Linked DNA regions of Homo sapiens: region 1 is linked to region 2. Evidence: chromatin loops called from intact Hi-C (ENCODE). Cell type or tissue: PC-9. All regions are shown on one strand.

The links. Peaks named below come from ENCODE experiments on the same cell type or tissue, not always from the same donor. Only the 100,000 strongest peaks of a DNase experiment are listed, where the experiment ranks them.
Region 1: it touches region 2 in a loop (2.4-fold over the local background); 1 of 110 quality-filtered maps calls a loop at or near these places.

The regions. Positions count from the first base shown.
Region 1 is chr12:119,647,379-119,651,378 of GRCh38, forward strand. All of the region lies in intron 1 of PRKAB1-AS1 (PRKAB1, TMEM233 and CCDC60 antisense RNA 1), which reads right to left. It also overlaps a transcript of TMEM233 not described here. Among named protein-coding and RNA genes, the nearest start is that of PRKAB1-AS1, 19 kb to the right of the region's middle. In PC-9, CTCF peaks have their summits at 2,006 (motif pointing left) and 2,206; no DNase peak of the experiment used is centred here; H3K27me3 peaks cover 922 bases.
Region 2 is chr12:119,563,321-119,567,320 of GRCh38, forward strand. All of the region lies in intron 1 of PRKAB1-AS1 (PRKAB1, TMEM233 and CCDC60 antisense RNA 1), which reads right to left. Among named protein-coding and RNA genes, the nearest start is that of TMEM233, 28 kb to the right of the region's middle. In PC-9, no CTCF peak of the experiment used is centred here; a DNase peak (open chromatin) is centred at 2,271.

The sequences.
Region 1 (4,000 bases), 84 kb after region 2:
TCCGTTCTTGTAATTTTGCCCTTTCATCCTTGATAGGTGAAATCAGTACCTTTTCCACAACTTTGTTTATTCTTCATTTTTTTTGTCTTCGGAGTAAAAGACCAAGGGACATTAACAAGTTGATGGTCCCCTAGATATGGGCTCTAGTGCCAGCGAGTCTGTTCTCTTCTTCAGTGTCAAAAGGACTGCTCATTCTGGAGCATCTACTCTTCTGGACTAAAATCCAAACTTTTTTTTATTTTTTAACTTCAAGTTCTGGGATACATGTGCAGAACGTGGAGGTTTGTTACGTAGGTATATGTGTGCCATGGTGGTTTGCTGCACCTATCAACCTATTATCTAGGTTTTAAGCCCTGCATGCATTAAGCATTTATCCTAATGCTCTCCCTCCCTTTGCCCCCCACCCCCCCGACAGGCCCCAGTGTGTTATGTTCCCCTCCCTGTGTCCATGTGTTCTCATTGTTCAACTCCCACTTATGAGTGAGAACATGCGGTGTTTTAAAATCCAAACTTTTAATGATACCCCGCAAAGCCCTACATGATCAGACCCTTGGCTGCCTCTCAGATCTCATCTTCTACCTCGCCCCCACTCTACTCAGCTGCAGCCACACACTGGCCCCAAACATGACAAGATCATTCTGGTCTCAAGGCCTTATGTGTGCTGTTTCCTCCATTCATAACACCATTCTCCAGATTTTCACATAGCTGGTCCTTTCTTCCCCATGCCCTAGGTCACAGTTTCTCAGAGAGGATCAACCTAACCCCCATCTCTAAGGCAACCACCCCACCCCTCATCACTTGCTATTACACCACCCTGTTTTACTTCCTCCATGGGGTTTGCCACCACTAACAATATTTTTATTTAACTGTTTACTTATTTATTATCTTCTTTATTATCTATCTCCTCCCCCTAGGATGTTGACCTTGTGAGGGCAGAGACCTTGTCTGTTCTGTTCACTGATGTGTCCCCAGCATCTAGACTAGGGCTTGGCCCATGGCAGATACTCTATAGCTATTTGCTGAATGAGTGAAAGGTTCTTTTCCCCATGTGCCCTTCCTCCTGGCTAATGTCCACTCCTTTATCTCAGATTAAGTGCCTCTTGTTCAGAGGTGCCTTCTCTGATATGCCAACGTTTCAAGAACATGAGGGTCTCCCTTTTGCATGCTCACACTTCCCCGTGGTTTCACTCAAGGTCATATCACAATGGTAGTTAGATGCAGTTTGCACAATTACCATTTAATATCTGTCTTTCCCAGCAGATCATGAGCCCCCATGAGGGCAGGGACCATGTTCATCTTGTTCACCTCTGTCTTCCTGGTCCCTAGCTTGGTACCTGGCACATAAGTTTCCAATAGTTATTTAATGAATGAATGAATTAATTAATTAATTAATGAGGTAGAGAGAAATGGAAGAAGAAAACTGAGTCAAAGCTTCCTCCATCATCATAGCTTTATTTTTACATTGTTATCTGACAAGATTTAAACTTGAATTTTAAAGCAAGATGAAGCTAACCAAGGTATTGGCTGTAAATCCTGTCTCAAAACTTTCTCACATATTCCTTATCGTGATGGTTTAGAAAAAGGAAGAAATGAAAATCGACTTATACCAAAAAATAATTTCAAGAAGATAGAGACCCGGCTGGGCGCGGTGGCTCATGCCTGTAATCCCAGCACTTTGGGAGGCCGAGGTAGGAGGATCACCTGAGGTCAGAACTTCGAGAACAGCCTGGCCAACATGGTGAAACCCAATGTCTACTAAAAATACAAAAATTAGCCGAGAGTGGTGGTGCATGCTTGTAATCTCAGCTACTCGGGAAGCTGAGGCAGGAGAATCTCCTGAACCCAGGTGGCGGAGGTTGCAGTGAGCCGAGATTGTGCCACTGCACTCCAGCCTGGGCCACAAGAGCAAAACTCTGTCTCAAAAAAACAGAAGAAAAGAAAAAGAAAAGGAGAAGAGAAAAGAAGAGAAAAAGAAAAGATAGAGACCCAAATGAACCCCAGCCTCCTTTGTGCCTGGGATGCCCCCTAGTGGAAAAAATGGAGAAAGACAATTTAGAGTGTTCCCTAACAATTTGACAAATATCGTATTTCTTTGCTTTTTATACTCTCTGAGTTAGTGTAGGATCCAGAAACAAACTGGAAGAAAATCACACAGCTTTGATGAAGCAAAGAAGCAAGATGTTCTAGAGTAATAAACTTTCAGTAAAACAAAAACTGAGCAACTGTTGCTTTGGAACCAGATTTTTGGCTGATCTCTGATGGTAATTTTTGGGCTATCTCACTCTAAGACTTATTTCTGATATGGAACTTTTCAAAAATGATGTAGATTCAATTAGTCACACCTCTGTTCCTTAGAAATTCAAGGTGGATAAGATCATCAAATGCCAACACTGGCTCAGCGGGGCTTGTTCTTCAGTCTCTATATTCTACAATTCTAAACTTAGCTCTTCTGTCCCACGGTAGTTGTTTAACTATTAAAAAAAAAAAAAAAAAAAAAGGGCCGGGCGCGTTGGCTCACGCCTGTAATCCCAGCACTTTGGGAGGCCGAGGTGAGCGGATCACGAGGTAAGGAGATCAAGACCACCCTGGCTAACACGTTGAAACCCCGTCTCTACTAAAAATACAAAAAATTAGCCGGGCGCGGTGGCGGGCGCCTGTACTCCCAGCTACTCAGGAGGCTGAGGCAGGAGAATGGCGTGAACCCGGGAGGCGGAGTTTGCAGTGAGCAGAGATGGCGCCACTGCACTCCAGCCTGGGCAATAGAGCAAGACTCCATCTCAAAAAAAAAAAAAAAAGTGGGTAACTATAATAACAAACATTATGGCTTGCTATTTGCCAGACATTCTGCTAAACCTTTGACATGATCTCTCATTTGATCATTATTAACAACCCTAGATATAAATACCATTAACTTCTCTTTGCATCTGAGGAAACTGAGTCATGGAAGAGTTAAATAATTTGTCTGAGGCACAACTGCTGAATGTTGGGCCATTTGATTTTAAAATCCATGATCTTAATCATTACACTCAATTAACTCCCATAAATGATAAACTAACTCTCAGAGTTTAGTTCATAACTAAGCAAAAATAACAGAACTACTTTCTACGCATAACAGCGTGCAATGACCTAATAGCCTATTACCCATTGTCCCTAATTCGTTGCAAACTTGACATAAATTTCTGTGAGATGAACTTTTACGGCCGATTTGCATTAATTATAACACATTCCTTTTGGGATTGCTTATTTGATTTTGTTGTTGTTGTTGTTGTTGTTGTTGTTTTTGAGACGGAGTCTCGCTCTGTTGCCCAGGCTGGGGTGCAGTGGCACAATCTCAGCTCACTGCAACCTTCACCCCCCAGATTCAAGTGATTCTCCTGCCTCAGCCTCCCCAGTAGCTGGGATTACAGGCATGAGCCACCACACCCAGCTAATTTTTGTATTTTTAGTAGCCATCGGGTTTTGCCATGTTGGCCAGGCTGGTCTTGAACTCCTGAACTCAAGTGATCTCCCCACTTTGACCTCCTAAAGTGCTGGGATTACAGGCACAAGCCACTGCTCCCGGCCTGCTTATTCGATATTTAAGAAGCTCTGAGGTCTCACTTCAATGTCTAAGATATATTTTCTATGCACAATAATTAATATACACAGGAAAGAAAAAACAGCTACATTTCTACTGTTGAAGGATATGAGTCCATCCGAGTATACGATTTAGGATGCTTTGGGTTGTAAGCAACAGAAAATCCAACTGGCTTTAATAAGGGCAGTTACCAGTTCTCACAATGGAAAATTTCAGATAGAAGACAAACTTCAAGGTTGGTTTGATTCTGCACATCACAAATTTAATAGGCTATGGCTCTGTTTCCCTTTGATTTTCTCAGCTTTGTCCACCTTTGTGTATTCTTTGACCTCAAACTGGTTTCTCTCATGGGAGTAGCTCTTCAGGCTACAAACTTCCTCATCAATGTCCTGAGAGAAGGAAGGCCTCTCTACCCTAAACCTT
Region 2 (4,000 bases):
GGGCGAAAGAGCAAAACTCCGTCTCAAAAAAAAAAAAAAAGAGAGAGAAAGACAATGGTGAGCAAGATGGACATGGTCTTGAACCTCACAGATAAATATTCAACAAGTACGTACTTGTGGATTCCAATGGATGTGACAGTCTAGTAAGAGTTTTGGCAAACTTTTTCTGTAAAGGAACAGAAAATAAATATTTGAGACTTTGTGAGTCGTATGGTCTCTGCTGAACTCGGCCATGGTGGTGTGAAAGCAGTCACAGACAATGCATAAACAAACAGGCAATGCTGTGTTCCCATTAAGCTTTATTTAAGGATACTGCAATTTGAATTTCATACAATTTTCACATGTCAGAGACTATTATTCTCTTTTTTAGCTACTTAAAAATGCAAAAATTATTCTTAGTTCTCAGGTCATACAAAAACAGGTGGCAGGATGGATGTGGACCATGGGGTGTGGTTTGGCTACTCCTGGTTGAAGGTTAGGCCTAAGACATACATAATAATAATTAATTAAAAATAAGCCGGGCGCAGTGATTCACACCTGTAATCCTAGCACTTTATGAGGCTGAGGTGGGTGGATCACCTAAGGTCAGGAGTTCGAGACCAGCCTGGCCAACATGGCGAAACCCCGTCTCTACTAAAAATACAAAAATTAGCTGGGCGTGGTGACGGGTGCCTGTAATCCCAGCTACTTGGGAGGCTGAGGCAGAGAATCACTTGAACCAGGGAGGCAGAGATTGCAGTGAGCCGAGATCACACCACTGCACTCCAGCCTGGGCAACAGAGCAAGACTCTATCTCAAAAATAATAATAATAATAATAACAATAAATAAAAATAGCTTATGGTCTTGAGCACAGGTCTAAGTGCCAGGTGCTATGCCAAGTATGCTTTGCTATAATGATATTACACTTATAATTTGGAATTTTTTTTAGAGCTCTGTCACTCAGGCTGGAGTGCAATGGCACAATTAGAGCTCATTATAACCCTGAACTCCTGGGCTCAAGCGATCCTCCCACCTCAGCCTCCTAAGTAGCTGGGGCTACTGGCAGATGCCACCATACCCAGCTGATTTCTTTAAATTTTTTGTAGAGATGAGGTCTGACTATGTTGCCCAGGCTGGTCTTGAACTCCTGGCCTCGAGCAATCCTCCCACCTCAGCCTTCCAAAGCACTGAGATTACAAGCATGAGCCACTGCACCCAGCCTATAAATTGGCTTTCTTCTCAACTTTCTTGAGTGAGAAAGAAGAGAGGGGTATTGCACTAATTTTCCAAGAATTTAGCATAACTGGGTGGTGTCATCCTGTCTCTTCAAAGAAAATGTCAAAATGACTGCCCTGGGCACCTCCTCTCAAGCTCTCCAAATGCCAAGCAAGAAAGGATCATTGGGTCCAATCTTGCCACTCTCTCTATATATATTTTAAAAACTATTTAGTGGCTGGGCACGGTGGCTCACACCTGTAACCCCAGCACTTTGGGAGGCTGAGGCAGGCAGATCACCTGAGGTCCAGAGTTGGAGACCAGCCTGGCCAACATGGTGAAACCCAGTCTCTACTAAAAATACAAAAATTAGGCCGGGCGCGGTGGCTCACACCTGTAATCCCAGCACTTTGGGAGGCCGAGGCGGGTGGATCACGAGGTCAGGAGATCGAGACCATCCTGGCTAACACGGTGAAACCCCGTCTCTACTAAAAAATACAAAAAATTAGCCGGGCGTGGTGGTGGGCGCCTGTAGTCCCAGCTACTTGGGAGGCTGAGGCAGGAGAATGGCGTGAACCCGGGAGGCGGAGCTTGCAGTGAGCCAAGATTGTGCCACTGCACTCAAGCTTGGGCGACAGAGCGAGACTCTGTCTCCAAAAAAAAAAAAATTAGCCAGGCGTGGTGGTGCGTACCTGTAATCCCAGCTACTCAGGAGGCTGAGGTAGGAGAATAGCTTGAACCCAGAAGGTGGAGGTTCCAGTGAGCTGAGATTGCACCACTGCCCTCCAGCCTTGGAGACAGAGTGAGACTCTGTCTCAAAAAAATAAAAATAAATAAATACATATATGTTTTTAAAAACCTATTTAGACAGAATTAACGGAAAATGCACCCAAACATAGCAACCATCCTGCCACCTCTGGTGACTCCATTTACCACCAGTTCCCCTTGCCCCAGTGACCATCTAACTTCTGGTCACAAATTGGCAAAAGGGATCACAGAAAACCAAGTGGCCTTGGGTCACCAGACCATCCTGCCCAACAAGGCAACCTTTGCTAAGAGTGACTCACTGTGGCAGAGAGGCAAGTTTAACAGGCATCTGGGCAGGAAGCACTGCCCTGTTTATTGATGGCAAACTGTTTGCCAGAGTAAGAGCTCTTTGGGGACTTCTGAAGGTGTTTGGCAAGCCCCAGTCCCGAAGGCTACTGTGCGCTAAGAAAGGACCTGTGGGCCTCTGAAAACTCAGCAGCTAAAAGGTCACCGCCCCAGAAGCCTATTAAGGAAACAGCATGAAAAGTTCTCCATCCCAGGAGGATGCATGGGAGCGAGCTACCATGTCTTTTTTTTTTTTTTTTTTTTGAGACCGAGTTTCGCTCTTATTGCCCAGGCTGGAGTGCAGTGTCACGATCTCAGCTCACTGCAACCTCCGCCTCCCAGGTTCAGGCGATTCTCCTGCCTCAACCTTCCTGAGTAGCTGGGATTATAGGCACGCACCACCATGCATGGCTGATTTTGTATTTTTAGTAGAGATGGCGTTTCTCCATGTTGGCCACGCTGGTCTCGAACTCCCAGCCTCAGATGATCCACCCGCCTCAGCCTCCCAAAGTGCTGAGATTACAGGCATGAGCAACCAAGCCCAGCCTACCACGTATCTCTTTAAGAGATGCCCCTCCTCTAGGAGTAAGTCACGCCCTCGACCCCATTCCCTGTAACTTCTCCCTTGGAGAAGTTCTCCCTTAGAGCAATTTGCAAAACTGTAATTCGGTATGTGTGTATATTTTATACCCACACGGCTTCAAGTTCTGTAAGTGTGTTTGCTGTGCTGTAATCCACTTAGCACAGTGCCAGACGCATGATAAAAACCTGTTGACCACATGAGATATCACCTCACACCCATGAGGATGGCTATAGTCAAAAGAAATTGAAAATAACAAATATTAGTGATGATAGGGAGAAACTGGAACCCTTGTGTACCATTGGTGAGAATGTAAAATAGTGTAGCTGTTACAGAAAACAGTATGGCAGTTCTTCAAAACATTAAAAAGAGAGTTGAAAGCACGGCCTCAAAAAGAGACTTGTATACCTATTTTCATAGCATTATTCACAACAGCCAAAAGGTGGAAGCAACCGAACTGTCCACCGACAGCTATTTAGGTTTGTGAAACAAAACCCAATCCAAGCCCACTCAAGCAAAAAAACAAAAATTCATTGGCTCAAATGAAAAAAAAGAAATCCAAAGATAGATGTTTCAGCCATAGCAGGATCCAGGTGTTCAAAATGGAAGATTTCAACACATATCTTGCAGTAACTGAGTCTTTGAACAACACAATTTAAAAATCTGATTTAATAGATATATACAGAACCCAGTACCCAACAATTAGAGAACACACATTCTTCTCAATTACATATGAAACAGTTACAAAAAGTGACCACATTTCAGGCAGTAAAGTGTTTCAACAACTTTCAAAGAATCAATGTCATATAGATTATGATCTCTGATCAGAATGTAATGGAGTCGATAACAAAAAGAAAACAAAAAATGTTGACCTTAGAGAATGTGCTTCTCAATTTTAAAAAGAAGAACATGCTTCTATATAACATGAATCCAAGAAAAATCATAATGAAAATGTACAAATACTTACAATTGAAAATAATGAAAATGCTATAAATTAAAGTTTATGGGATGCATCTAGTGAAGTACTTCAAAAAATGTATATTCTTAAATTTTTATATTAAAAATAAAGGCTAAAAATTAGTGAACTAAGTATCCAGGTTAGGAAGTTATAAATATAACAAAGTAAGCTCAAA